Regions from separate parts of the Mus musculus genome. Here all the other regions are linked to region 1. The links are chromatin loops, found by intact Hi-C in ENCODE. Cell type or tissue: heart. All regions are shown on one strand.

Evidence for each region. Hi-C counts contacts between places; a loop is a spot of excess contacts. Peaks named below come from ENCODE experiments on the same cell type or tissue, not always from the same donor. Only the 100,000 strongest peaks of a DNase experiment are listed, where the experiment ranks them.
Region 2: a loop joins it to region 1, with 4 times the contacts of the local background. A loop is called at or near these places in 13 of 42 quality-filtered maps.
Region 3: it touches region 1 in a loop (8-fold over the local background); 8 of 42 quality-filtered maps call a loop at or near these places.
Region 4: a loop joins it to region 1, with 5 times the contacts of the local background. A loop is called at or near these places in 2 of 42 quality-filtered maps.
Region 5: it touches region 1 in a loop (7-fold over the local background); 5 of 42 quality-filtered maps call a loop at or near these places.
Region 6: it touches region 1 in a loop (2.0-fold over the local background); 4 of 42 quality-filtered maps call a loop at or near these places.
Region 7: it touches region 1 in a loop (5-fold over the local background); 8 of 42 quality-filtered maps call a loop at or near these places.

The regions. Positions count from the first base shown.
Region 1 is chr2:144,009,461-144,013,460 of GRCm38, forward strand. It overlaps Rrbp1 (ribosome binding protein 1), which reads right to left and starts at 1,803. Exons shown (of 24, transcript NM_024281.2): 1 at 1,539-1,803. In heart, no CTCF peak of the experiment used is centred here; DNase peaks (open chromatin) are centred at 331, 951 and 1,881; H3K4me3 peaks cover 2,452 bases; H3K27ac peaks cover 2,465 bases.
Region 2 is chr2:144,269,249-144,273,248 of GRCm38, forward strand. It overlaps Snx5 (sorting nexin 5), which reads right to left and starts at 1,654. Exons shown (of 14, transcript NM_001199188.1): 1 at 1,453-1,654; 2 at 1,129-1,211. The coding sequence starts at 1,179. It overlaps Mgme1 (mitochondrial genome maintenance exonuclease 1), which reads left to right and starts at 1,656. Exons shown (of 5, transcript NM_028984.5): 1 at 1,656-1,824; 2 at 2,667-3,236. The coding sequence starts at 2,732. In heart, no CTCF peak of the experiment used is centred here; a DNase peak (open chromatin) is centred at 1,503; H3K4me3 peaks cover 2,396 bases; H3K27ac peaks cover 2,644 bases.
Region 3 is chr2:143,924,629-143,928,628 of GRCm38, forward strand. All of the region lies in intron 1 of Dstn (destrin), which reads left to right. Among named protein-coding and RNA genes, the nearest start is that of Dstn, 11 kb to the left of the region's middle. In heart, no CTCF peak of the experiment used is centred here; no DNase peak of the experiment used is centred here.
Region 4 is chr2:144,121,349-144,125,348 of GRCm38, forward strand. All of the region lies in intron 2 of Banf2os (a long non-coding RNA gene), which reads right to left. Among named protein-coding and RNA genes, the nearest start is that of Gm5535, 66 kb to the right of the region's middle. In heart, no CTCF peak of the experiment used is centred here; a DNase peak (open chromatin) is centred at 2,273; H3K27ac peaks cover 276 bases.
Region 5 is chr2:144,084,688-144,088,687 of GRCm38, forward strand. All of the region lies in intron 2 of Banf2os (a long non-coding RNA gene), which reads right to left. Among named protein-coding and RNA genes, the nearest start is that of Banf2, 54 kb to the left of the region's middle. In heart, no CTCF peak of the experiment used is centred here; a DNase peak (open chromatin) is centred at 1,754; H3K27ac peaks cover 1,765 bases; H3K27me3 peaks cover 1,986 bases.
Region 6 is chr2:144,181,123-144,185,122 of GRCm38, forward strand. All of the region lies in intron 2 of Banf2os (a long non-coding RNA gene), which reads right to left. All of the region lies in intron 1 of Gm5535 (predicted gene 5535), which reads right to left. Among named protein-coding and RNA genes, the nearest start is that of Gm5535, 6.2 kb to the right of the region's middle. In heart, no CTCF peak of the experiment used is centred here; a DNase peak (open chromatin) is centred at 2,429; H3K27ac peaks cover 574 bases.
Region 7 is chr2:143,913,245-143,917,244 of GRCm38, forward strand. It overlaps Dstn (destrin), which reads left to right and starts at 2,087. Exons shown (of 4, transcript NM_019771.2): 1 at 2,087-2,403. The coding sequence starts at 2,401. It also overlaps a transcript of Bfsp1 not described here. In heart, no CTCF peak of the experiment used is centred here; DNase peaks (open chromatin) are centred at 1,707 and 2,217; H3K4me3 peaks cover 3,229 bases; H3K27ac peaks cover 3,523 bases.

The DNA of each region.
Region 1 (4,000 bases):
CAATTCTTCAGCCTACAATGTGAGTCTTTACACAAAATTCAACCCAGGACCCCAACCCCCACCATTAGGCTTTAAGCAAATGAACTGCTAGCTTAGCAAACAGAGATGTGGGAGGCTCTAGGGATCCATCCAAGTTTCATTTCCTTGGTGTTTCCCAGTCCTGACCTCTGACCTGAGGACTGATTGCCAAATTGCCCTCGGTTTTGCACAAGATCTCACACTTCCTGCTCAGTTCCCCTGACCTCAGTGGTGAGTGGGTGGTACTATCTTCAGGCAAGAGATAAAGAAACCCCAGGTTCAGAGGTTAGGAGACATGACCCTCCGGTGTTCATGGGGCTGGAATCCAGGTGTGCGACTTCTGCAGTGGTTGGCAGTGCAAGCCAGGCTCCACCTTGTTCCCTTGTCTCTCACGTCCCTAAACACACATCCCACAAGAACAGTCAATACCAGTTGGCTACTCCCTACACGTGCTGGGTCTCCACTGCTGTCTCTCAGATGGGGAAATGGGAAACCTCTGAGAGAAAGCATTTGGTTAGCAACTGTCGACGAAGCGTGACACCTACGGGAAAGAGTCTCTGAAGCATCCTGCACAGCCTGCAGTAAGCCCGGGTCAACCGGCCTCCCTTCCCCGGGCACTGCCGGGGAGCCTGGCGGGCCGGGACAGACGGCGGGCCCAGTGCCAGGGCGCTTGGCCCGCCGGGCCGGAGGTGCCGACTTCCGCCCAGGCCTAGCACCACGGGTCCACTAATCATGGGCGCGGGAAAGAGACGCCAGGCAGGACCCCGGGTGGCCCCAACCCTGGCCAGGTCCCGCACCCTCGTGCCGGTTCCGCGAGGACCCGCCGTGAAACGGTGCTGCGGCCCTGCCGCCAGGGGGAGCAGGGAGCCTCATCCCGTACTCCGGGAAGTTGCTACGGCCAGTCCCGGACGGCACCCGCGGCGAGCCCTGTGGCCCCCGCCCGCCCCGTCGGGGCTGCCGACGTGTCCTGTGGCCACAGCCCGCAGCCCGGGGCTCTGGGCCCCCGCGTCGCCAATCCAGTCTCAGCCCTCGTCCCAGGCCGGCCCACCGCCTTCCGCCCCCCCAACCCCCTCCGGCCCGGACTCCGGCCCGGCAACGTCATCCGGTGGCTTCCCGAAACTTAACCCCTTCCTCCGCCAGCTGTGCGCCGCCCCGCCCCGCCGCCAACTTTCTTAGCCCAACTTCGGAGCGCGCGGGCCGGCCCGACGGCCCGGCCGAGAGGGAGGGGTCGCCACGTCGTGCCGCGGGGCCGCCGCAGCTCCTGGCCTGCCGGCCGGGGGAATCCACCCCGAGGGGCGCGCTCGGCCGACGCCCCTGCACGGGCTCGGCCTGGCACACGCAGCTCCGTCCCACTCGAGGGGCCGCGGCTACCGCCAGGGCGGGCGTGCGGGCCGGCGCCGCCGGGGGAGGGGCCGCCGAGGAGACGTGTCACTCGCGGCGCGACCGGCCCGGCGCCCCGACGGCCCAGCCCGCGCGCCTCCACCGCCGCCGCCGCTGCAGGGCCCGGCCAAGTTTCTTACCTGCAGCGGGAGACGCGAGAGGGAGAGCGAGAGGGCAAGAGCAGCCGCCGCCGCCGCCGCGGAACCGCAAGAGGGGAGCCGGCCGAGCCTCCACCGAGAAGCCGCCCCTGAGCAGCTGCACACACTGCGACCCTGGCGCCGTCCGCCCCGTCCGCCGTCCGCTCCGGCCGCTCGCTGGCTGCGTGCGCGTGTGTGGAGTCGTGGCACTTTCTGCCTCGGAGCTGGCGAACGGCCCCCTCCGCCGGGATCGCCGCCTCCTGCCTTCCCCACCCGGACCAGCCATTCATCGAGCTGCCTCTTCCTATTGGTTCACTAGCCGCCACTCTGCCGGCCTCTGACCAATCAGACCGCGGACGGCCGCGCCGCGGTGGCGACCATTGGCCAAAAAGGAGGGTCTACGTCTCAGCCAATGAGAGAGAGGAGGAGCTGCGGGGAGCCGCGGGGGGCGGGGCCGAAGAGGGGCGGAGCCGCGCAGCGCAACTCTCAGCTCTGCGCGGGGGCGGGTCTCTAACTCCCCGCCCACCTAGGGAGGTCCTCTGCCGGTCCCGCCCACTCCAGGCCTCCGCTCTCCACGCCACCGCTTATTCGGATTTGGCTCCGCCTAGGCCGATAGACTGCGGTTCGAATCCCCTTGGCCGCAGGCTGCTCTTTTCCTCCACACTGCCGGGCTGAGGTGGCCGTGAATGTTACCCTCAGGAGGACTGCACAAACCGTGAACAACTGGGAAAATGCCTTATTTAAACCCAAATAACGTCACACAAAGCACCAGCCTCTGGGTCTAAAGAAGAGTTCTGCAAGGGTCAGAGCAGGGAGGATGGGGCCTTATCTATCCGTAAAGGCACTGCATTCTGCATTCCATATTTTACTGAATAAGTGGGAGAATTGAGGTGGAAGACCTGGAAAGAACAAAAGAAATAGAGGTGGAAATTTTGATAAGAAAAGCCACTCCCTAAACAGAATAATATACTGTCCTTGTACAAATCACACAGCAGAGTTACATCCATCCTGTGACACTTGATTTCAGATGTTGGGACCATGAGGTTTTGGCCCAAGAAAATATGATAGCAACCCAGGAAATTGATCTAGTGATACTCCAAATATTAGCCAGCTACCCCTTTATAAAAACAAAAAAACAACAACCAACACCTACTTAGAAGAGGGGTGCATATGCCACCATGCACCAACTCTCTGCTTGATTCTCTCCTTCCATGGCTGTTTCTAGGGATCAAAACTCAGTCAGATTGCATAGAAAGTACTTAAAAGTAGTTTCCCTGTGCCATCTCATCAACACAAAAGCCTCTCTTCAAAACCAAGTTCAATTGAAATAACTTAACTTTAAGTGCTTTTCTTTTCTTTTTTTTTTTTTTTTTTTTTGAGTCAAGGTCTCACTATGTGGCTGTCCCACAACTTGCTTTGTATAACAGGCTGGCCTAGAACTCAAAGTCACAGAGTTCCTCCTGCCTCTGTTTTCTGAGTACTGGCATTAAAGGCATGAAACACCATGCCAGCTTAAGTTTAGGTTATAACCATTTTAACTGCAGCTCTTAAAATTATTCCTTTGAGCCTGAGGCAAGATCAGCCTCTTTGAAATGAAGTTTGGTCTCTCTCCTCTGTCCCCCACCCCCCTTTCGAGTCCACACAGAATTTGATATCAGGCATATCTCTCTCTCTATTGCTCGAGCAGGGTCTGTCTATGATCCTGGAGCCCACTCCTTTAACTCAGCTGCCTGACCAGTGAGTGACGGTCTCCATCTTCACAGTGCTGGATTGTAGGTGGCACCTGGAGTGTTCACATTCATGTTGGGATTTGAACTCAGGGCCTTCATAGCAGGTACTTTACCCACTGAGCCACCTCCCCAGCCTCTAAGATTTAGTGTTCTAAAAGGCCAAAGGACTACACCTGCCCCAGCCTCTGTGGCTGCAGAGTTCCTGCCTCAGTTCCTCTGTGAGCACCCCTTTGGCCATTGCTACTTGACAGCTGTTGGTCTATAGTAAAACTGCAAGGAGAGAATACAGAGGGGTTAGGCTGAAACTAAACTATTTATTTCTGGTTTGAATCTCAGTGTCTTAGGGAATTAATGATTAATCAGCAGGAATCACTATAGATCACCTTTCCACACTCAGTCATTTTCCAGAGCTGAGATTCACTTGAAATAAAATTAAGGATCCCAGCTTCTGGTCAGCAGTTGCTAGCAGCCAGTCTGGCTGGATCATGGTGGGGCATTTACCTCCCTGGGCATAAATGGACTGTAAGACAGTTACTCTCTCTTGTGGGGATAAGTAAGAACATTTATTCATCCATTCAGTCGTGTTTGTTAGTGTCCAGGGAAGACTGCAGGCTGAGCATGCAGCCTAAAGTGATACCCAAATCCACCAAGGGCCCAAAGACTTCTCTGTGGCAGGGTTGTTCTTCATCTTGGTTCACTATTTGTCTTTAATTTTTCCCAGAAGCCGATCCTGGC
Region 2 (4,000 bases), 260 kb after region 1:
CATAAATGATTCTGCTCCGTACCAAAAAAGGAGGAAAAAAAGAGCCACCAGGGCCTCTCCTGCCCCTAGTACCTATTATATATGCCAGGGGAGAGAAACTAATTCTTCTAATGTAAAAGAAATAAAACACCTCGCACAAAGCTCTATTTCAATACAATACCCTTGTTGGAACAATCCAACTGGTTGGTGCGCCAGAGACCGGTATTTACTTACTAGATAAAAAGTTTGCGCCGGACGTGGTGGCGTATGCCTTTAATCCCAGCACTTGGGAGACGGATTTCTGAGTTCGAGGCCAGCCTGGTCTACAAAGTGAGTTCCAGGACAGCCGGGGATATACAGAGAAACTGTCTCGAAAAACAAAAACAAAAACAAAAAAAAAAATGTTTGCCCATTCAAAGGTACTTAAAATGAAATCTTAATTCAGCTCTTATTAAAATCTAAGAGCTCCCATATTACTGACGATTTTGTCCACAAAACTGACTCATAACCTACCTGTGCGGTGGAAAATTCAAGTTTAAAGAGCCAATAAAAGTAGAATCCTTTATTGCCCGTATAGCAATCCCTGTTTATTGCATTAGTCCTCAAGATATTTGCAGCCCGAGGGTTATATCAACACACAGGATTTACTAAAAATTACAACTCCCACGAGGACACATTTAGCGTTCCCAAGTTGCAAAAACCATGCTACATACAGATACTCGTTAGAAATCTCCCCACTATTTTAAACGAAAAGGCCATTTTCTTAAAAGGAGATAGGAATAGCAAACGAAACTTTGATCCACTTTCCAATTACCATGTAGTCGATTTAAGTTTTAGGAGCAAAAGAAAAAAGAAAAAAAAAAAAACCACGCTCCTAAGGGCTTCAGAGGATTAGCCTCAGTCGAATGACTGGCAGAGCGTCGGTCAGCTTCCCACCGAGAGCTCAAGAAGTGGGGTCCCACTTGTCTGGGTCTCCTTGGTCAGAGAATGAGCGTGCAGAGACACCCCGTTGGAAAGCCATCTCTAAAGGGGTGGTTGAGGGAAAACCTCGGGATCTTGCTGGGGTCCGAGCCCCAGAGAAGATCCACCCAGCCCAAGGAGGCCGGCGGGAACCTCCAGCCCAGGTAGCGAGCGAGGAAGGGATCTCACCTTGCTGCGGTCCTCCTCCTGCTGCTCCAGCAACTCGGGAACCGCGGCCATGGCGACGCGGGCCTCGAGCAGGGGCCGTGTGGCTGTGCGAGGAAAGAAGAGGCTGGGCCGCCGCCGGGGCGCCTTTCAGGGGCGGCCGCGGCCCCGCCTCCGCCGGCCTCCTTGCCGGACGGCGGCTGGAGGCCGCGGGACTCCGCCACCATCCCAGCAGCCCCGGGCGCAGGCCAGCGAGCGGCACGCCACGTGCTCCCCCAGTGCGGCCTCCCCCGTCCCCGCGGCCGTCCATCTTGGAGCCGGGCAATAGAAGCTACGCGGGGAGCCTACCCTCGCTCCGCGCCACGCGGACACCAGCACCGGAGGGCCGCGACGGGAACGCGGGCTCCGAACCCTCCGCCGGCGAGGCACGCCTCGAGAAAGGACGCGCACCGCGGCCCGGGCAATTTATGGCTCAGCCAGAGTCCAAGATGGCGAGCGGCGGTGACGTGCGCGAGATCTCGTGAGCGCGACAACGCGCGGCTTGACGGCGCCCGCGCTTCTGCTTCGGGGGCGTGGAGGGGATGGCGCCTCACAGGTGCGACGGGAACGCCGTAGTGCATGCTGGGGCCGCCTCGCTTTGGGAAAGCGCGGGACCGATGAAAGTACGGGTCCCGAGAGGGTTGTTTGCGGGCTGGGTGTTACAGCGTGGTGGCATCTCAGGTACAGCTAGAACCCTGCCGCTGACCGACCTTCTATTTAAATACTCTCTTCCCTATCCAAACTCGGGCACGAAGGGCCACGCTTGTCCTGTCGCAGCCATGGGAGACACCTGCAGAGATCATTTTCTGGAATTAACGTTGGATGGGCTGTGCAGACCCACTTGCGACATGTCCCGAGTCTGGACCACGAGGTCACAGTAGCACCCACTTTTTAAAGGGCGGCGTGAGGAATAGATGAGCGATGCCCATACAGAATATTTAGTAAGAGTTTGGTATGTAGATGTAGGTGTTTAACTGTTAATTAAGACTTGTGAATTTGTTGGGGGGGGGCAGATTGTAGTTGTTTTGTTTCTAGAGACAAAGCCAAGCTAACCCAAAATCTCAATTTCATACTGCCTCAGCCACCCAAGTAACTTAAGTTTCCTGGTCTATGCCTCCAGGCCTTGTCACATTCAGATTTAAGGTGTCATATCCGAAACGGCCAACACATTAACATTGAACAAAAGCCACTTACAATTTTCATGAATCTTACTTGGGAATGATTTTCTCTTTTTTTTTGGAAACGTCAAAAGTTTAGTGTATGCACTTTTAATGTTCTTGTGGGTTTTTTTGTTTTTGTTTTTTGGTTTTTTGAGTCAGGGTTTCTCTGTGTAGCCCTGGCTGTCCTGGAACTCACTTTGTAGACCAGGCTGGCCTCTAACTCAGAAATCCACCTGCCTCTGCCTCCCAAGTGCTGGGATCAAAGGCGTGCGCCACCACACCCGGCTCTTGTGTGATTTTCAATTTGATGGTTTTAATATAGAAAATGTCTTAAACCTAACACCACTTTTTTTTTTTTTTCAGATACGAACAGAACACACTTTTAAACTTTCCAGACTAGAGAAAAGTTAGAGGGGCGAAGTCTAAAAATGAAACTGCCTCTGACCTTCTGCAGGCTGCTTAGCAGGTTAAACAGATTTTCTGTAAAAGCAAGCCCTCCTGTGAGTTTCTCCACTTTCTCTTATTTGTGTAGCCAGAAGAAGAAAAACTCTTACGAAGCAGTAGACCAAGCGAAGTACTCTCGTTTAGTACGCTCTGTCTTGTCCAGAGGCCCGGCCCAGACTCCAGAGTCGTTGTTCAAGGAAGATGATGTACTGTATGGACCAGTGAGTAAGCATAAGGCTGCAGAGCCGGAGCCACAGGCCAGAGTCCCACAACACTGCTTTCCTATCTTCAATGAAGAGAGAACCGGGAAACCACACACAGATGCTTCTTCAAGCCCTTTGAAGATCCCTTTGCAAAGGAACTCGATACCCAGTGTGACCCGCATCCTTCAGCAGACCATGCCACCTGAACAGAGCTTCTTTTTGGAGAGGTGGAAAGAGCGGATGGTTCTGGAGCTGGGAGAAGACGGGTTTGCAGAATATACTTCAAGTAATTATCTTGCTTCTGGTTATGTGTGGTCACTGGTTTTTAGGAGATAGAGCATTCCTGTCAGAAGAATGGAGCTTAAAAAAAAATCTTACTGAGGAAGTACTTTCAAATAGCATTTCATGTCTGCTAATTTGCTTAATCTTCGTAGATACTATTAACTGTAGTTCACACTTAAAGAAATGGAAATAACAGAGATCAAATTATTTGACAAACTTGCATAATTTATAAACAACCTATCAATTCTTTTCCATCTCTTGACAAAAGTCTAGGGTTTTTTTGGTTGGTTGGTTGGTTTTTGGTTTTTCGAGACAGGGTTCTCTGTTTAGCCCTGGCTGACCTGGAACTCACTCTGTAGACCAGGCTGGCCTCGAACTCAGAAGTCCGTCTGCCTCTGTCTCCCAAGTGCTGAGATTACAGGTATGTGCCACCGCTGCCCTGCCAAAAGTCTAGTTTTTAAATAGTTTTTCTTGCTCAGAATGTAATGGTTACCCATTGTTCTACTAGTCAGTATCATTTGACTAGCCACAATCCAGAACTCCCAATCCCCGCTTATAGTTTGGTAAATTGAACTGATCAAATGTTCTTGGCTAGGAAATGGTTAAATAACCTTCAGCCTTCAACTCTCTTGTTTTTAAAAATGTGACCAGTTCTTAGAGAATCTGGTACAGTGTGTTTTGATCACATTGGCAGGCAGGCATCAGCTCCTGACTCATTAGACAAGTGAAGAGGATAGCGTCCTTAAAGCAGTCCTTTCTAGCCAGGTA
Region 3 (4,000 bases), 85 kb before region 1:
ATAACAGGAAAGAGTCCTTGCCAGCTATTCATCCAGCAGGGAGTAGTGTGGTGTTCAGAATATGTTAACCCAGGAGCAAAATCCCAAATGATCTGCTTTAAAAGGAGAAATGATGTCAGGTGTGGTGGCACACACCCATGGTTCCCTCGTTTGGGAGGCTAAGAAGGAAGATTGTGAGTTCCAGGCAGGTCTGAAAAAGTGGAGTAGTGATGTCAGATACAGTGAAGACCTTGGCTGATTTCACACCTCGGTTTTTGAATAGTGTCATGATAACCACAGGAATTTACCAGACATCTCTTTTTTAGGCTGATTTGATTTCCTTTGCATGTCTAACTAGTGGGACACTAGATTGTGGGAGTTCTATCTTTAGTGCTCTGAGGAACTTCCATGTTAATTTCCATAATGCTGTCTAAGTTCACGATACTACCAGAGATATGTGACAGTTCAGCTTTTTCTGTGTCTTTGCCAGCATGGATAGATTTTGATTCTTGATGGCGGCCTTCAACAGGAATGTGACAGATGGTACTTGGTGATGGTTTGCTTTGCACTTCCCTTCTGACTAATACCATTTTTTAATATAATTGGTCATTTACCCTTTGAGAAAGGATAATAACCTTCCCTCCCCCTTTACGTCAGATCACTGTTATTTTTCTGTTGGGTCTCTTGTTTCTTCTGGATAGTCATACTCAGTCATCCTTGTTGGTTGAATGGTTTATTAATATTTTCTCCTACGCTGCAGGTTGTCTATTCTCTCTCTCTTTTTTTAGTGAAACAATTCTTTTTTTAATTTATTTTTTTATTAGGTATTTTCCTCGTTTACATTTTCAATGCTATCCCAAAAGTCCCCCATACCCACCTCCCCACTCCGCTACCCACCCACTCCCTCTTTTTGGCCCTGGCGTTCCCCTGTACTGGGGCATATAAAGTTTGCAAGTCCAATGGGCCTCTCTTTGCAGTGATGGCCGACTAGGCCATCTTTTGATACATAAGCAGCTAGAGACAAGAGCTTCGGGGTACTGGTTAGTTCATAATGTTGTTCCACCTATAGGGTTGCAGATCTCTTTAGCTCCTTGGGTAATTTCTCTAGCTCCTCCATTGGGGGCCGTGTGATCCATCCAATAGCTGACTGTGATCATCACACTTCTGTGTTTGCTAGGCCCCGACATAGTCTCACAAGAGTCTATTCTCTCTCGTATTGTTTGTTGTACAGAAACTAATTGGTTTGATTTACCTGTTTGCCCATTTGCCTGTTTCTCTATTTTGTTGCCTGTGCAGGCCAGAAGAGGGCATCAGATCTCCTTCTAGATGGTTTGTGAGCCACCATGTGGTTGCTGGGAATTGAACTCAGGACCTCTGGAAGAGCAGCCAGTGTAAACACTGAGCCGACTCTCCAGCCCTTGACTTGATTTATCTGTGATGGGAGATAGGGTCTAGTCTGTGCGCTGTGTGTGAGGTTCCCAGCACCACTCATACAGATTGCCCTTGCTCTAGTGCAGGATTGGGTGCTTTTGTCCGTGATGGCGCGGGTAGAGAGGGGAGGGACTTCCTGGATCTCGAGCTGTTCTGTTAGTCTGAATGTGTGTGCTTCTATGCTAGCACCGTGCTATTTTGTTTATTTTCTATAGGTAGTATGTTTTGAGATGTGAGTTATTATGATGCTTCTGGTCTTTTATTTTTGCTAAAATACTTTTTTTTTCCCAAAAACAATTTTTTATTAGATATTTTCTTCATTTACATTTCAAATGCCATCCCGAAAGTCCCCTATACCCTCCCCCAACCCTGCTCACTGCTTCCTGGCCCTGGCATTCTCCTGTACTGGGGCATATAATCTTTGCAAGACCAAGGACTTCTCTTCCCAATGATGGCTGTGACTAGGCCATCCTCTGCTACATACGCAACTAGAGACACAGCTCTGGGGGTTGCTGGTCAGTTCACTCCCTTGGCTAGATGTGGGCCTAAGGGGCTTAGCTTTGTTTTTGCTTTTTAATAGTGTAGTGCTAAGGCTCTGGAAAGGTTGTTGGACACCTTAGGTATCTCTGAGCTTCATTTCCCAGTCCTTTGTAAGGGTTTTTTGTTGCTGTTGTTGTTTTTGTTTTGGCAGTGGGGATTGCTTTCCTGATTTTTCTTTTCTTTTTTTTTTATTCACTAGCTCACTGTTGGTATATAAAAATGCTACTGCCTTTGTATATTGATCTTCGTATCTTGAAACTGAATTCACGTACCAGTTTTATCAGTGTGAGAGTCAGACTTCATATAGAGAATCCTGGTGCTGCACACAGACTATGCTTGCCTCCTCTCCTGTTTGGTTATCCTTTGGTTCTTTCTCTTGCCACGCTACTCTGGGTAAGATGTTACACTCAGGCAAAATGCCTGTCCCTCCCTTATCCTTGACTTTACAGGGAATCATTTCTGTCTTTTAAATATTAGGAAATCCATGAAACATTCTCCCTACTTGGTAAAACTAGCAGACACCTTGCTTAAGTAGTGTCTTTAAATGTTTTCAGCAGGATCAAATGGGCCTGTAGAAACAACTTAAATCATACAAATTTTTAAATGTGTTTTGTAGAATATTGATTTTTTTTTAGCTATGCTCTTGAATGTTGATTAGTGTATACATTCATATCTCTTATGTAGCATTGATCTTGAATCTATATGAAATATAATGCTCACATTTTAGGCAGTTTTAAAAAAAAAACATGTACAAGCTTAAAGACATACTATATAACTTTTATTGGTTAAGTCATCATGCAGTTGGCAGCCTCACAGTTCTAGCCGGGGATGGAGGATGTGATGGTGTGTATATTCTTGGACCAGGGAGTGGCACCATTTGGAGGTGTGGCCTTGTTGGAATAGGTGTGGCCTGGTTGGAATAGGTGTGTCACTGTGGGTATGGGCTTAAGACTCACCCCAGTTGCCTGGAAGTCAATCTTCCACTAGCAGCTTTTGGATGAAGATGTAGAACTCTCAGCTCTGCCTTCGCCATAACAGCCTGGATACTGCCATGCTCCCACCTTGATGATAATGGACTGAACCTCTGAACCTGTAAGCTAGCCCCAATTAAATGTTGTTTTTTATAAGACTTGCCTTGGTCATGGTGTCTGTTCACAGCAGTAAAACCCTAACTAAGACAGAGGATTGGTAAAGATATGTAGGGTAGAGTACAGCGATAGAGATACTAACAGACTGGGAACATAGGCATGTGATAGAATGCCTGCTTAGCATGTACAAGGTCTTGAGTCTGGGGCTAGCAAGGCATAAGTAAATCAAAAGAACCCACTAAGAGCTCATACTCTTTCAGGGAGATGTCAAGAGCAGAAGTCAAGCAACAGATAGGGCAGTATTAGATAGATAATACTATAAGAGTAGAAGTAACTGTAGACTTCATCAGCACATAGAGAAACAGGTGCAGATTTAGGTGAGAGCTAATAACTGAAAGGACAAATTGTACTTAGGGATTGTACTGGTTTAATAAAGTGCTGGTTATAGATTCTCCTTCAAGATCATGACTTCATTAGCACTGAATTAGCTGAGTTCCCAGTACCAGGCGTGGTTTCTCTCTTGTTCAGTGGGTTTAGGTCCAATTAGAGAGCTGGTGGTATGCATACCACTGGTGCACTCTTAGGGTTATCCTGCCATTGTGTTTGTTGCTGTGGTTCATAGGTGTTATAGCTCTGTAGGACTGTCGGTGCCTCCCCTGCTTTCATGGCGGCTTCTAGTCACCTCCAGCTCAGGCATGGACCCTGTTTCTGAAATGCATGGTACTTCAGCAGTAAGGGACAGCCAAGGACAACAGCGATAGGTTGTATGTTTTGGGAGCCTTTTAGACAGCCCTGGCCAACAACTCATGTCTTGTTCTGGGTGGGGTTTTTGTTAGGTAGTGTTTGGAGGGAGCATCATCAAAACATTAACTCTCACCCATCTTTTTATTGAGCATTTCTTTGCCCCCCCCCCTCCCCCGACTGGGTTTCTCTGTGTAGTCCTGGCTGTCCTAGAACTCACT
Region 4 (4,000 bases), 110 kb after region 1:
AAGCATTCATGCCTGTGAAAAGATATCTCTCTCCCCCTTTGACATCTGAAAAATGAAGAGGCTGGCTTGCATGAGAGGCTGTTGGCTGTTTGTTGGGGGTTGGCAAAGTGGCCCCACTATAGCCAGGCTTCCATTTATAACAGGAAATGCTTCTCTATCATGAGTTCCACAGGCAAAAGTTGATCTGAAGAACATTCCGGTGCATCGGGCTCTGGTTTACCTCACCCTGTGTCTATTTCTGAAGAGTCTTAAAGGTTTTAACTATCCGGAGAACTGCCCAGCTCTTTCATTCGGGCAAGTGAGTTAAGCAACTTAGCAAGAACTTCTCAGCAGGGTTCAGGTGGGAGTTTCATAGAATCCACAGTCCTGGAAACAAAATCTTTTCTGTTAACAAATCAGTCAGTCCAGTCCGTGTAGCCAGAACCTGTAAGGTATGAAAGCCCCGAAGCCTTTGGGGCTGCTGCGTGCCCCACTGGTAAGGGTTGAGCCAAACGCACAGGTAGCAATTAACGGGTGACTGCAGAAAGTCACGAGGCCTAGGCCAGCTCTGGGATCTTTTATAACATCAGAAGCCAGGCCAGGCGTTACCCACAGCTGCCTCTTGAACTCTTGCATCTATCTCTCTGTCTGAGAGTAGTCGCTGTGTCCCCCTTCACACTCATCCAAGTCAGATGGGCCACAAATGACTCCTGGGATAGCCTCCAAACAGCCCAGGTGGGCCTTGAACTCTTCCCGATGCTTCGGCGCTGACGACAGGTGTGCGCTACCACACCTGGTTTGGAATCATACAATTTGGTGTCACTTCTCAGAAGGTCTGGGGGAGGGGCACGGGAGTCCCGTTTCCTGATTTCCTAACATGCCCCCTTTATCAGTGCTCCTTCCCCGTTTCACGGATTCAGCCCCATGCCCTGGGTGTGTCTCTCAAAGAGCCAGTGCCCAGACGTTGTCTCCGAAATAGTCTCAACCGGCTACATGTTTGTCCCTTTCCTCACAGAGGGGTCAGAGGGTTAAACATGCTGGTTGCTTTGGGGGCCGAACTTCTAGCTGTCCAATTTGGATCTGTGGGTCTGAGACGGTAGTGGCAGCGGCAGTCACTCCACATGCATCCGTGTCCACCTTCTGTTGACTGCTCTGGATGTTCCTCCACCCATGACTCCCTTCTAGCCACTATCTTTCTCCTGACTGACCCACTGCTACAGGCATTGACCCAGGGCAACCAATCAGAATCTTCTATCTTCTTGATCACTATGATTGACTCAGGGAAGCCCAATCTGGGACCTTGTGAAGTTGCTAGAGGATCGCGGAAAGGCTACCCAGAAAACGTGGAAACAACCAGAAGCGTGGCTGCCATTTTGCATGGCATGGGAATAGAGTGGAATAAAGGTAAATAGAAGCAAGGTAGGATGAGGTTTGTGTGTGTGTGCACATGAGAAGGAGAAAACAGAGAGAGAGAGAAGTGGAAAGAAACCAAGAGCAAAGGGGAGGAACGCAGAGCAGAGAGGGTGCGTGCCCCACCAGAGCCGCTGGAGCCAGCTTTGCGTGAGCGTTATTGCTGGAGTCTTATCACTGGAGTCAACGAATTCCCTGTGTGCTTGAATTGGATTTCTCACACTTGCCTTCTCCCTTGTCAAAGGGATCTTGACAAGGAGGCAATTTGCAGTTGTGCCCAGCCCCGAAGCTACTTATCCTGGTGATGCCAAGACGTCCTGTATAACCCTTTCCCCCACCCAGCTCCTACAAAAGACACCAAAGGAAAACAGCGTCCCTATGCTTCCAGTACTACACAGTGTTGCACCGCAACAAGCAGAAGTAAAAATAGCTGTGACTATTAATAAATTGGCCAAAAGACTTTATTAGTGACCTTTGAGCCATTCCAGAATAGCAGAGGATCTGAGAAACCAACAATTAATGTCAGATGGTGTCTTAATGTGGAATCAGATGACAAAAGGAGACCCAAAGTACATGGTCATTAGCCAAAGGGATAAGAACTGAATTCCTTAACACGTGGAAATTGGCGCACCCTGCACTGGTGGTACCTAGCCTGTTACCGTTTCAGCTGTCTATTAACAAGCATTTACTTAGAATCTCATCTCAACTTCCCTTGAAGCAAACATTGAGACGGCGGGTGTGTCGGAGTCTACTAAGCTGCTTGGGCTGACTTTCCCAACTCTTCATTCCATAGCTCTGTTTCCAGCAGAATTCACTTAACAACACGTAACAGGACACCGCAGTAACAGTGGCTTGGAGAATTACAGACACAGTTATTTCATGCACTAGGAATGTGGCTCAGTTTAGTGTAGCTGCCAGTGACACTAAGAACCATGGTTACCCCCCTCCTGCTCCCTCCTATCAACCCCACAGCACCAGCTTCTGTGTGTTGGTTTACCATCTTCTTGCTTATCACTCAGAGTCACAAAAGAGATGCTCATCTCCAGATATCACAGCACATGCAAGATCAGGGGTAGAGGTTCTTGGAGCTCACTCCTCTCCATCCGTTCTGCCATTTCACTGACTTCCTGCCAAGTTCCAGCTGCCTCTTCCTAGGGCTTTCTCATCACACCACAGAAGACTGTCTGCAAATTTAGGATTGGGAATACTAAAGTATCTGTTTCTCCCAAGAGGAATCCCCAGCCAACGACTGCAAAGGTGTTGGTATAATGGATAATCTTGACTGTCCATCTGATTGGATATGCCTTTGGAGGTGAGTTTGTGGTTCTAAGAAGGATTAACTGAGTGGCAGCACCTTCTCACAGCAATCCAGAAATTAAGAGGTCCTAAGGCAGGGCCAGGGCCAGGGGAAGTGGGGGGGGGGGGGGGATGACAGTATTGCTAGCCAGCCTTTGCTTCTTGATAGTGAATGCATCTACTCTGCTGCTGCTGCTGCCAACCTCAGAAAACATCAGACTCCAGCTTCTTCAGGCTCTCAACAGTGACTCTCCAGAAACCATTCAGTGTTCAGCATCACTGGAACTGCTGGGGCATCTAACCTCATGAACTGTCCAGCTACTGGGTTCTCAGCCTCTCCAGCGTGAAGTCAGCCATTGTAACTACCTACCCACTATCACATAAGCGAATTGAATTGGTAATGTCTACTCACCCGGTCAGTTCTATCCCTCTAGTGAATCCTGACTAACACTGATGCCCTGGCTTTGTCGGGGATGACTGTAAGGAGGGTGATTTACACCTTTTCCAAGGATATTTCTGTCTTATGAAGCTCATGTCACCCACAGCAGCAGCTGAACCTCTGTCTGCTACTAACCCCGCTTCCCTGCTTCTCTCCTACAAGTATCTCTGGGGTTGTGTCCCAGACTACCTGCCTTGCACTCTGTGTGTCAAGCAGTCAGGGGAGTCAGACAATGAGCTTCTGGTGGGCAGAGAGGCTTCTGAAAGTTGGAGCCCCCAAAATGAACATGATGTATAAGTGTTACTAAGAGGGAACTTGCAGAGCACCAGGTTCTGGTCAAGAACTGGAAATCAGTGGCTAACTATGAGGTGGATGTCATGCCTGAAGGAGCTACCAGAGACAACAAACCATATGGAAGCAAGTGTGGGGATGGCAGAGTGAGGAGCCTCTGTAAGATGAGCTGGGAAGATCACAGTGCAACTTTCTGCAGGTTTATGCAACAACAACTTATAGCAAGGGCAGGAGACAGAAATAAACAAGGCACTGACCTTGTTTCAAAGAGGTTTAGAGGAAGGAAGGAAGGAAGGAAGGAAGGAAGGAAGGGAGGGAGGGAGGGAGGGAGAGAGGGAGGGAGGGAGAGTGGGAAGGAGGGGGAGAGGGAGAGAGAGAGAGAGAGAGGAAGGAAGGAAGGAAGGAAGGAAGGAAGGAAGGAAGGAAGGAAGGGAGGGAAGGGAAGGAGGGGGAGAGGGAGAGAGAGAGAAAGAGAGAGAGATGAAGGAAGGAAGGAAGGAAGGAAGGAAGGAAGGAAGGAAGGAAGGACACATGGACACATGGACACATATGCATAGCAGGCCAGCTGGCTTCCTACCTCTGCCT
Region 5 (4,000 bases), 75 kb after region 1:
GAGAATCACAAGTTCAAGGCCAGTCTGGTCAATGGAACAAGACCCTGTCTCAAAACAAAAAACGTGGGGGTTGATGAGATGGATCACTGGGTAAGGGCACTTGCCACCCAACCTGACAACCCGAGTTCAATCCTCAAAACCCACAGAATGAGAAACAGAAGCCTACTAACTGCCCGCAAGCTGTCCTCTGCCTTCTCATGCATGCCACAGGGCCCCCAAGCCCACACCCCCACACCCTTACTCACATACAAATAAATAAATAATAAATATATTAAAAGAAATAAACCGCGAAGAAGTGGTTAATTATACAGCGTGGGGTCTTGCCCCGCATGCACCGGGCTGTAGGGTAAATGCCTCAGTAGAAAAGGGCGCAGAGGGAAAGGGCAGTTTGAACAGTTCTGTACATTTGTATCTTGGTCGCCTCTCTATGGACGGAGCCTGAGCTCTCGGGGCCCTTTGTGAGTTGGTTTAGTATTTGCGCACACTGATGTGCCCCTCCTGTGCACATTAGAGCCTCTCCAGATGGAACAGCAATGTCAGGACAGTGCCCTGCCCCTGTACCGGCCCCTAAAGAAGTCGGTCAGTGGCGTAAAGTTGCCCATGCTCTGTGCAGACGCAGTCTGGCCAACAACGCGTGGCTGTGGGAACCTATGCACCCCCAGCCCTCGGACATCGGGAGCCGACTGTACAACAGCACAGTGTGTGCACCCCATGTTCACTTGAACCTCCCGCGCTTACTGAGAGGTACTGGGGCGGGGGTTGCCATTATGAGCAAAGCTTTGGCAAGCAGCTTTTAATGTTTATTTCAGTCGCCTGTCCTGTTCTTCCTTCGGGAAGGTGCCTAGAAACTGACTCGAGTGTATTTTATGAAGACAGAGAGTTTGAGATTTAAAACTTTTGACTCTGCTATTTTCTTTTCTCCGGAAAGTTCTAACCCGTGCCACTCACCACAGAAAAGCCTAATTTATTAGCGGGCTGCCACACCAACTCTGTTCCAGCGCAAACTGGGCCTCCCTGTCCCCAACTCAGCAGACCCACTGTTGGTACTGAGCCTGCTGGGCATCCTCACAGGCTGCTCCCCTGTCCCCTGTCCCCTGACCCGTCCCTTCCCTTTTAACTTTACCTGCTTACTCACCTCTGCCATGGTCCTTACATTAAAAACAGGCCCTCCAGTCTCATCTCCTTCCTTGGCAGCTGCGCTGTTACTTTTTTCTCCTTAGCATTTATCACCTTCCAATCAACCACACCATTCACTTATTTTTATTATTCTGGTCCACTACAATTAATCAGTAGAGCCTGGCCCCGTGCCTGGCATGAGTAGGCACACAAGAAGTAAGCGTTGAATCAAATCCACTGCGGGCACTAAATGCTACTCTTAGAAAATTGGAGCCCACCCTGCCACCCACAGCCACTGTGAGCGTCTCCTACCAGCTCCCCATCAGTTCTCTTTTTTTCCTGACTCTGAAGTAAACTGGGAGGCAGCTTCCTTTGGAGTTGTTTGTCCTGCTCCTTAATGAAACTTGGACTAGGCAAACCCTGCCAGATAAGCCAGTCTGTGACCCGGGAGAACAAAGGTCGGCTTCTGGAAGGGGTGCAGATGCTTCCTGGGTTCTCGGGGAGGGGAACCCACCAGGGCATCCGTCTCCCTGGGACCTCCCCGTGCTGGCTCCCCTGGCCTTGTGGACAAGGACGGCTGCCCACAGTCCTTGGAAGGCAGTAGCCTCTGGAAGAGGCTGTGCTGCAAACACAGGCCTGGGGACCGGAAAGGCAGGTCTCAGCAGACGCAGGGAAATCCCTTCCCTGGCCCAGCCAGGCACCGCAGGGAGTCCCTGTGGAGCCTCCCCATTGTACCACACTTCCGCCCAAGCCCCTGGACTTTCTACTGTAGCTGAGGAGCAAATTCCCAAGCCCAATATGGTCATGTTTTTAAAGTGCCCACAAGTCGATGAACAAAGTCCCACAATGAATGGTCTCAGGGTCAAATCTGCACCAAAAAAAAAAAAAAAAAAAAAAAAACAAGCTCAGCGCTCATCTGAATCACAAACTCACACTGCATTCCTCCCTCACCGGGTCCACGCCCCGCTCCCACCCGCAGCCCGCACACCCCTGCCCTACCCCGCACAGCCAGTGCCTTGCCCTCCCCCATAAGGTCTATAAAATATGGTTCCCACCGAGATTGGCCTCAGAGATTCAGCCTCCTAACTTCTGACTGGAATATCCTGGAATTCTTTTGGGGGGAAATGGCTGTTAGAGCCCAAATGTGTTCTCTAAATCTTCTCTGAAGATGTGTATGTGGTGGCTAAGCTATGCAATATGGTCTTTATAAACAAAACGAGACCAAAAAAAAAAAATTCTAATGTTCACACAGAAAGCACAGGACTCCTCAGTAGTTCGATGAGTTTCCAGAAGCAATCACTCCCCGGGGTATCAGTCTAGGGGCGACACATCCAGGTAAGCTCTGTTTAGATCAACAGACTACCCCTGGCCACCCACGTCCTCATAGACCCCTCTCAGAGTCTGCTTCCCACACTATGCTGACACGCAGCAGCTGAGACTGGGCTAGACTGCTCTTGAACTTGGGGCTCATGTGTTCTCCCGTGTCTGGCTTCTCTCAGTGTGAGGCATGTTATTGCAGTAGCAACAGTTCCGGGTTTTGTTTGGTTGGTTTTGGCTTTTTGTGGCTGGGCCGTATTCCACTTCAGGAATAGGTTAACTTACTTATTGGTCATTACAATGGCTGTCTGGACAGGGCATTCTTTTGTGTCTCTTGGTCTACCCAGCTCCCTTGGGTGTCCTTGGAGTATGGTTGCTGGGTGACAGGACCCATATGTTCTCGGCTTTACTTAGCTAGCCAGACAGATTCCCAACGTGGTCAGCCTCTGGACAGCCATGTCTGAGCTCCTTGCATGTCTGTGTCTTCGCTGATTCTCTCTAGCCTGGGCTTTCCAGTTTCAAGTCATTCTGGGAGACACATAGTAGCGTACGTCTCAGTTTTCATTTACACTAAGGATCATGTCTTCGTTTTAAAACTCTTGGCATGTAAGGCATGACACAGACAGCTCATGCTGGGGTTATAATGGGGATCTGAAGACAGGGCCTGGAGAGGGGCTTCCCAGAACCCAGAAATCAGGGAAGCCATGACAGTAAGGGTTGGAGAGGTGCGCTTGCCAGAGAACAAGAGATCTGATGTCACCATCCTCCTTGGTGAGCCCAGCCCCAAAACTCCAAACTCTGTCCTTATTTTCCACGCCCTGGCCAGTTTCCCGTCCTTTTCCGGCAATCCTTTCCGTTACCCCCCCCCCATCTCCTGGTTATCACCTCTCAAAGTGCCACTTAAGGGTCACACCTTGCAGACAGCTCCCTCCACCCTCCACTCTCCACTGGCTTTAACTCACTGTGAGTGGCTAATGTGTAGTCTGTAAGATTACAGCCTCTGGCATGCTTCTGTAACCTGAACAGTTTCCTCCCCCTTCTCTTCCACCTCCTTCTCCTTTTCCTCCTCATCTTCCTCCTTCCTCTCCCCCTCCCCTTCCTCCTCCTTCCCTTTCATTTGTTACAGCATTCTGAAGTTGGGAGACGACGTGGTGTGAAAATCTAGCTCTCTAGCAATTCTTGAAAAAAAATGAAGGAGAGGGCACCATGGCAACCAGCAGCTGGAAGCTGAGTGGCAGCTGCTACCTTTTTCAGGCATGTGGGTGCCCAGTTGACCACAGTCCTCTCCCTGATACATGATACCAGCTGCTTCCCAGTTCTGTGGCACGAGCTCCCCTCAAGCCAGACAGACCTCTAGTGGCACGTGTGGGTGACTGTTGTTGTTGTTGTTGTTTTAAGAGGTACATCGAGGAATCCAGAAAAGGGGGGTTGCAAAGGGAGGAGAGGACTCCAGGAAGGGTGTGGACAGGCTAGCTGTGGGCACGTGAAGTTCCATACACAGAACAACATGGCTTATGATGGTCCTGGAGAAGGCTCCAGGCAAATGATCCTCCACCAGCCACAACTC
Region 6 (4,000 bases), 170 kb after region 1:
GACAGCTGGCAGGAGTCAGTTCTCTCCTTCCACAATGTGGGTTTCTCTGTGTAGCCCTGGCTGTCCTGGAATTCACTCTGTAGACCAAACTGGCCTGGAACTCACAGAGATCCACCTGCCTCTGCCTCTGGAGTGCTGGGCTAGAGGTGGGTACCACCATGCCTAGCTCATTCACCAATTTTTTAATGGATTATTAAGGATATTGCTGGTAAGTTTGAGTACCTTATATACCCTGGAACTTCATCTTTTGTCAGATAAAATGGTTTGCAAATATTTTCTTCTCTTCTGCCAACTGTCTCTGTTCCCTTTACTGGATGAAAAGCTTTCAATTTACTGCAGTCCCACCTTCCTGCTTTGGCTTCTGTTTGTTGTGCTTTTAAGGCCACATCCACACGCCTGAATATTTTTTTCTACTTTTTTTTTTTCTTTTTGACCTGGGCCAACACCATTTAGTGTCTTCCGTGTGTTCCCTCCAGTGGTTTCATAGCTTCCAGTCTGAGCTCTATATTTTCAATCCATTTTGAGCTACTTCTGCCCATGATGAGAGATAGGAATCTAGTTTCTTTCTTCCACCATGGATCCCCAATAGTCCTAGAACCAGTTACAGAGCAGACCACTCACTCTTCAATGAGTGATTCTGGGCACCTCTGTTTATGGATGTGCGGACCTGTCTCCTGCTTCTCTATTCTATTCAGTGCCAGCGAGAGGCCAAGCCAACAAGACAAGAACTGACTAGGGACCAACAGTGACCACAGGAAAAGCATCTCAGGGGAGCAGAGGTGTCCCCATCCACAAGAGGCTGCACAAGAATGCCAATCACTCCTGCAACAAAGAGCTAAGAATAGATTCAGTGGGAAGGAAGGAAGGGTGGACCAGAGACTGGTAAAGGAGATTCTGGGGTGGACACAAGTTACTGGTCCTGCAGTGCCCTGTTACTGTGCTTACATACACACACACACACACACACACACACACATGCCTCTGATGAAGTTTATTCATAAACTCTGCACAGCCAGAGATTACAACAAATTATAACAACGTAGAACATCACAACTTTTGCCTTTGAGAGCCATTGTTAAGTAAATGTACACAGTACTGCAGTTCTGCTGCAGAGAATCTGATAGCCAAGCCAGCCAGAGTGGCTAACGTGTGGGTGGTGTACACAGCAGGAATCCATGGAGCGAAGAGGTATTTACCTTCCAGGTGGGGTGGAGCAGGTGTTGAAAGATTTCATCAGAGCAACATGCAACTTTAAACTTCTGAATTGTTTGTTTCTGGAATATTCTACGTGGTGCTTGGGGCCACAGTGGACCACCCTGAAACAGCAGAAACTGAAACAGCAGATAGAAGAGAGCCGTTGTATTTTCTTCTCTCACTTGAGCTAACACTACCAACAGTGAGACACAGCAGAAGCAGAAGAGACAGAGATTGTGTCTGGTTCCACTGAACTTGACCCAATGGGCTGTCAAGAGAAACTTCCAAGGGAATGACAGTAGGAGATAGAGCTTTCAGGCTCCTAGACTGAAGAAAGACACTGGCTTTCATTCTGTCTTCATCCATTATAGTCTGTAGCAGATGGTGCTATCTCAAACGGCCCCCGTAGCCCCTCCTCCCTCTTTTAGACAATCAGACAAGATCCTCACTGAGAAGTGCAGTCTGCGTCCCTTCGCCCTGAATGTGGGCAGAGCTCTGCCGCCCCCTCAGCAGGTAAGAGCCTACTATACACACCAGATCCCAATGGTTAGACTGTGTCAGGCGTCTCCCGCCAGGTCCTTCTCTTAGGAAACATGCCACTGAAGCCCACTGGGTTTTCTTTAATCCACCACACAGAGCCCGATGTGGTGGCTCATGCCTTTAATCCCAGCATTCAGGAGGCAAAGGCAGGAGGAGCACTAAGAGTTTGCAGCTAGCCTGGTCTACCTAGACGGTTTCAGGCCAGATAGGGCTACACAGTGAGACTCCATCTCTCAAAACTAAAAATGTTAAGAGCCATATAGACAGAACCACATAAAGCGGACTGAGATCCCCAGTCATATAATATTTCATTGAATTGTTTATGCCACTGTTACAACCATCATTGATGGGGCTCTTGTGAGATTATCCCAGAGAGACCCACGTGGAGAGGACCCCAGAGCAGGTCTAATAACCTTCATCTAATACCTCCGGGACTCGGCACTCTCCATGGCCTTCTCCTCAGTCGCCTTTTTCTCTGGCCTGTCCCCTCCACCTGCTGTATAGATTCACTCTACCTTGGACCCAGAGGAAGTAATGGCTAGCAGGCCCTCCACAAATAGAGTGTCCACCATAAGTAGACCCTAATTATGTTTGGCACAGGCCACCTGCCCAGCAGCCAACTATGCCCCTCCAGGAAACAGAAAATCAAATCCAGAGGATGTGCCAGGTCAATTGCACTCCGAGAAGGAACTGGGCAGGCTGCCCAGAATCAGCCAGAATGGACTTCAGGCTGATCACCCACACTGGAGTCATGCCCTCACCTTCTTGGAAAGGGCACTTTCTCCAGAACCAAGGCCACCACCTGTCACAAAAGCCAGGTGTTGACAGAGCAGGATAGTTGTGGGCGAGGCCCTTGGGTATGCCAGACACATCCCTGAGGCCTGGATGCCCCATCGGTCTTGGTGGAAGGAGTGAAGCTGAGAGACTGCCATGCGGCAGGCAGAACCCCACACTCATTACCGTGGCCAGCCTGTGCTTCTGTGTGTGGAGTCCCAGGACATCTGGGATCCAACAGCCTCCAGATCTCCAGCCTCTGTCAATGGAGATAGAGGAGCTAAGGTGTGGGCTCTCTTAAAGTACAGCTGGCAAGCGGGAACCAAGGGAAAGTTATTCCATAGCTGATATTTATATTGTGAAATATTTAACCTGTTCTTTCAGGGCATTTAAAGAACTTAATCTCTGTTATTCATTCTTTCAAGAAATATTTGTGTAGGTTCGGAAAATACTCTACCAGTTTACAGTTGAGTTGGACAGAAAATAACAGGCATGTTTGTCAAAAAATACATATTCCCCATATTAAATAATAAGGTCCTACTTTTATTTGTCTGGTTACAGAAACTAACAAAGAGTCCCCTAATGAAAATATGGAATAGATATGTGTGAAGATCATTTTTTAAAAGATATATGTATTTTATGTATATGAGTACACTGTAGCTGTCTTCAGAGACACCAGAAGAGGGTACCAGATCCTATTACAGATGGTTGTGAGACACCATGTGGTTGCTGGGAAGCTGAGATGGGAGGATCATGGGTTCAATGCCACACTGTACCACGTAGTGAGACCCTGTCTAAAAATAATAATAAAACACATAGCAATAACAGCAACAACAACAATAAGTACAGGATCCAATGATGGGCAAGAGAGACAAGGTTAAGGCCTTTTAGACCTAATGCTGGGAATTGAACTCAGTACCTCAGGAACAGCAGTCAGGACTCTTAACCACTGAACCATCTCTCCAGCCCCTTAGTATCATTTTTAAAAGCATTTTTCAGCGTCAGTTGGTTGGCTCAATGGTTAAAGCACTTACGGCCTAAGACAGATAACCTGAGTTCCATCCCCAGCATCCACGGTGGGAGAAAAGAACTGACTCCTGAAACCTGTCCTCAGATTTCCACTTGGCATCACAACACACATGCACTTCTCTATACATATTACACACACTCACACTAATAAAATACAACTTGGAAAATTTACTATCGTACATGCACGTGCATGGATATGTAAGGATATATGTAGAATAACAGTTTGCAAGTAGGATCCCACTGTTCCATAGGGGACATATAGCAACATCTGTCACAACTGAGAGAAGATCCTAGCACCTAAAGAGGAAAGGCAGCCAGGCAGTGGTGGTGCACACCTTTAATCCCAGCACTCAGGAGGCAGAGGCAGGCAGATTTCTGAGTTCAAAGCCAGCCTGGTCTACAAAATGAGTTCCAGGACAGCCAGAGCTACACAGAGAAACCCTATCTCAGAAAAAAAAAAAAA
Region 7 (4,000 bases), 96 kb before region 1:
TTCATACACTGCGATCTTCTCCCACTCTTGTAAGCTCTGACCTGACAACCTAGGTTAGCTTAAAGACCGACTTTCAAATAGTATTACATCACATTGGGAATTAGGTTTCAACATTTGGTCAATATAGCATTTTATTAAAATTTGATCCTTCTCAGAATGAGAAGAATAAAAATAGCTAGAGCAACTGGGGGTAAATGTGGGGGTTAAAGTTCGGTGGGAGTTCATTTGAGGTTACGGTGAGCAGATACATTAATTTGTCTGACAAATCCTAAACCATCTTCAGATACTGGCTCACTTAGGAAAACATTTATTAAACATGTAGCACATTGATGGGCTGGGCCCCTTCATGTAGAACGCACCCCAAATTTCTGTCTTTCTGGGACTCCCAGTTTGATCTGGGAACAGTGGCAAATATATTAAAAAAAAAAACAGTTCATAGCCACAAAACATCCATGAAAGCCCAAGAAAGGTGTCCCCTCCCCGTTCCCTGATTTCCATGAAGTTAATGATTATGGAAAGACATAAAACGGATTCGCTGGAAATATGTCAAAAAAAAAAAAAATCCAGGCTGGCAGGTGATAGGAACACAGTTACTGGGCAAATCCATAAGGAGAGGGAGTGAGGCTAGAGGCAGAGGAGCCAGAGAGACTTGCTTAAGATTCTGGAAGAAGCTGGGTGGTGGCGGCGCACGCCTTTAATCCCAGCTCTTGGGAGGCGGATTTCTGAGTTCGAGGCCAGCCTGGTCTACAAAGTGAGTTCCAGGACAAAAAAAAAAAAAAAAAAAAAAAAAAAAATCTGGAAGAAGGCACAGAAAATTTTATGCAGTAAACAGCATTCTTGTATTTGGACAGGATTGTGGAGGACGAAACACCAATGATAGGTTGAACCGTCCTTAAATGAAGTCTCATTTAGTGGGGTCAGAGTCCTGAGCAGAAAAAAACAAAAAACCAACCCCAAAAAAAAACAAAAATAAGCCAGAAGGGTTCGGGCTGCAGCTGGATGTAGGTTCTTTCTCTTCAGTGTGATTACCAATTATTAATACCAAAGACTTGTTAAAAGGGCAAACTCTTAGGTTACATTCTAGGTGCACGGAGCCAGAACTAAGAAATCTTTGAGCAAACTCTCCAGGTGATTCTGACGCCACTGCCGTAGCCTGCCAAACACCCCGTGGCAATGCAGTAAGGGATTAGAATTGCCACGACTTGCCTTTAATCTTAAGAAAGAAACAAAACCCTTAAAACTAATGGGAACCGCGGTTTGCTACCTAGGGTAGATTTTTTTTATATAGCGCCCAGAAAACAGAAACAAAGAAAAACAACGATCATGTTGCCCAAAAGCCTTCTTAGATAATTAAGACTTTTTTTATAGAGATCCTGATGTTCTCGTTGCCTAAATTCAGTTCAAAAGTGAGGTGATCATCCCACGTCTTACGAGTTCCTTTTATTCGCTACAAAAACACCCGGAGAAAACAAGGCTAGGATTGCGGGTGGCCCTGTGGAAGCAGTATTTCCGTGCAACCGCCCTTTAGGAAAACACAATTCCCCAATGAGAAACCCCCAAGCGCAGCGGCGGGGCCCGGCCCACAGTCCCGGGCCACGCGGCGTCCCCCACGCACCCCCCGCGGGCCACTGGGCCTCCTCCCAGCCCGCTCAGAAGATAAACAAATCACTCCTGTTTTCCAGTCCTGGAATAAGCGCTGACTCACACAGCACTTTGATCAGCCACGGTCGCCTCAGGAAGGAGGAAAACTGTGCAGATTTTTCCCTCTCACGCGACGGCCCGAAGTGCCGCGCTGACCAATCAGGACTGGGTGGTGGGAACAGCACCAAAGTAGGTAAAAAAATGCGGGTCGCGGTCCCTGAGAGCCGTTTTGAGAGTTCTCGTCGCCAAGCAGAGCACCCGCCCACCGGCATTCGCCCCGCCCACTCCGCGCCGGGGCCCCGCCCCTAGCGGCGCGCACACCTGGCCAGGTGGCGACTTCCATGTATGGGCAAAGGCCGCGCGGTAGGCGGGGCATCGCGTGGTCCCGCCTCCAGGGCAGGGCCAGATTCCCCGGAGCGTCCTGTGTCCACCCTTCACGGAGCAGCAGCCCGGGCGCTCCTCTGGGCGGGGAACCCATGCACTCCCCTTAACTGGAGAGGGGTTTCCAGTTGTCTGGAGACTATTGGGACTCCTGGGTGGGGCCTGTCTGGGGAGGCCGGCCTGTTGCGTAGCAACGGTGGGCGGAGCGAGGGGCGCGCGCAGCCGCAGTCTGGCTGGAACTCGTGCCCGCCCTTAATAAGCTCGAGCTGCCGCGTCCGCCCTGCGCCTGCTCTCCTGCTTTTGCTACCCGGAGGACGAAGGTGCACAGACTTTGCCGTCAGGCTCCTAGCTCTCCTCCCGAAGTCCGCCCCAGCGAACATGGTGAGTGATCCTCGGGCGTGTGCTAAGGGAGGGGTCGGTTCCAAGGCAGCTCCTGGGCGGCATCATGCCCACCGTTCCAGGCCGCCGCCCGGGATCCCCTTCGGCCCGGCCTCGCTGCCTTCGATCCCGAAGTCGGTAGATCCCCGGGATGGGCGGCCGAACCTGAGACCATCCGTGTGGGCGCGGTTTTCTCCAAGGCCAGCTTGGTGACCCGTGAGCTTTTCCAGCCCTTTTTACTGAGAAGGAAAAGGATTTTATTGAACACTCTAGAGGGCGGAGTAATTGCTAGTGAGCGTGATTAAGAACCGGGTGGCCTTGCCGTGGCTTTGTTTGTCGTATCTGGCAATCAGCTTCAGTGGCACTCTCGTTGGGCTTGTCAAGCTTGGCAGTGGCTCTTTTAACCCTTCCCTGCCGGGTCCATTCATCCATGCTAGAAATTTGCCTTTACCTGAGAACAAGGCTTTACCACAACTTTGGGTGCAAGTCCTGGACATGATGTTGTTGCTTTTCAGATGCAAATTTAAAAACTTTCAGAAAGCCCGTATAATTACTCCAGCCCTTTAAAAAGAGAAACATTCGTTGTATTGAGATGGTAGAGATTTTGCTTAATTTACAAACTTCTCTACCTCCAAAGTGTTACTCAAATCGGTTGTAAAACAGTATCTCAACTGGGCGATCAGGTGGAACATTTTGTCACTGTAGTCTGCACAATGTTACCATTTTTGGTCAATGATTTGCTGGCAAGGCCTTGCCTCACTGCTAGAAATACTATCCTGTTGCTACATCTGTGCGCCGGGAAACAGTTGGTACCCACTTATCTGTCTACAGAGTGTTTTCACTGAATAACAACTTTGGTTTTTTCTTAGGATATAGCAACTGGCTTGCAGGTGCAGGCTGGCTCATTAGATTAAATGGATAGTTTTCTTGAAAACGGACCATGCTTAGCTGTGCCTTGATATTAAGTCATGTTTGGGTTTAATGCTATGAGCTACAAATATTTCAGACCTTGAAGTCTGTTGAACCTCAGCAAGATTTTAAGTGTATGTATATGTTGATTTATAGTAAAGACTAAATCCAAAGGTTTTGAGTGCTGATAAACTTTTAAATTTGAGCACTCAGTGTAATAAAGTGAACTGGTGTCTGCTCTCCAGTCTTCTTTTAGTTGAGAATGCAAAAGTATTTAAAACAGGGCCAAACATTCTAAACGTAAAAGCTTGGCTTTAAAGCTTAATTTTTTGTTCGGTGTACATTCAAATAAAATGAAAATAGAGTCTGTTGGATTTCCTGGTACTTGGGGGAGACAAAAATAAAAACTAAAGGTGGGTTCATTCTTACATCCAAGTACTGATATATTTATTATGGTCTGAGGACTTGGGTACGGGAGTGCCACGGTGCTTTGAGGAGCCAGTTTTCCTTTCACTGTGGGTTCTGGGAATTGAACTTAGGTTGTCAGACTTGCCTGGCAAGTACTTTCACCTGCTGAGCCAGTTTGCCAGTTCTGGATATGTTTTAAGAATGAGGAATTTAGAACACAGACTTTACTATGTTTGGTTTTATAAGCACAGAAGATCTCCATTCAGTCCAGCTATTAGAGAAT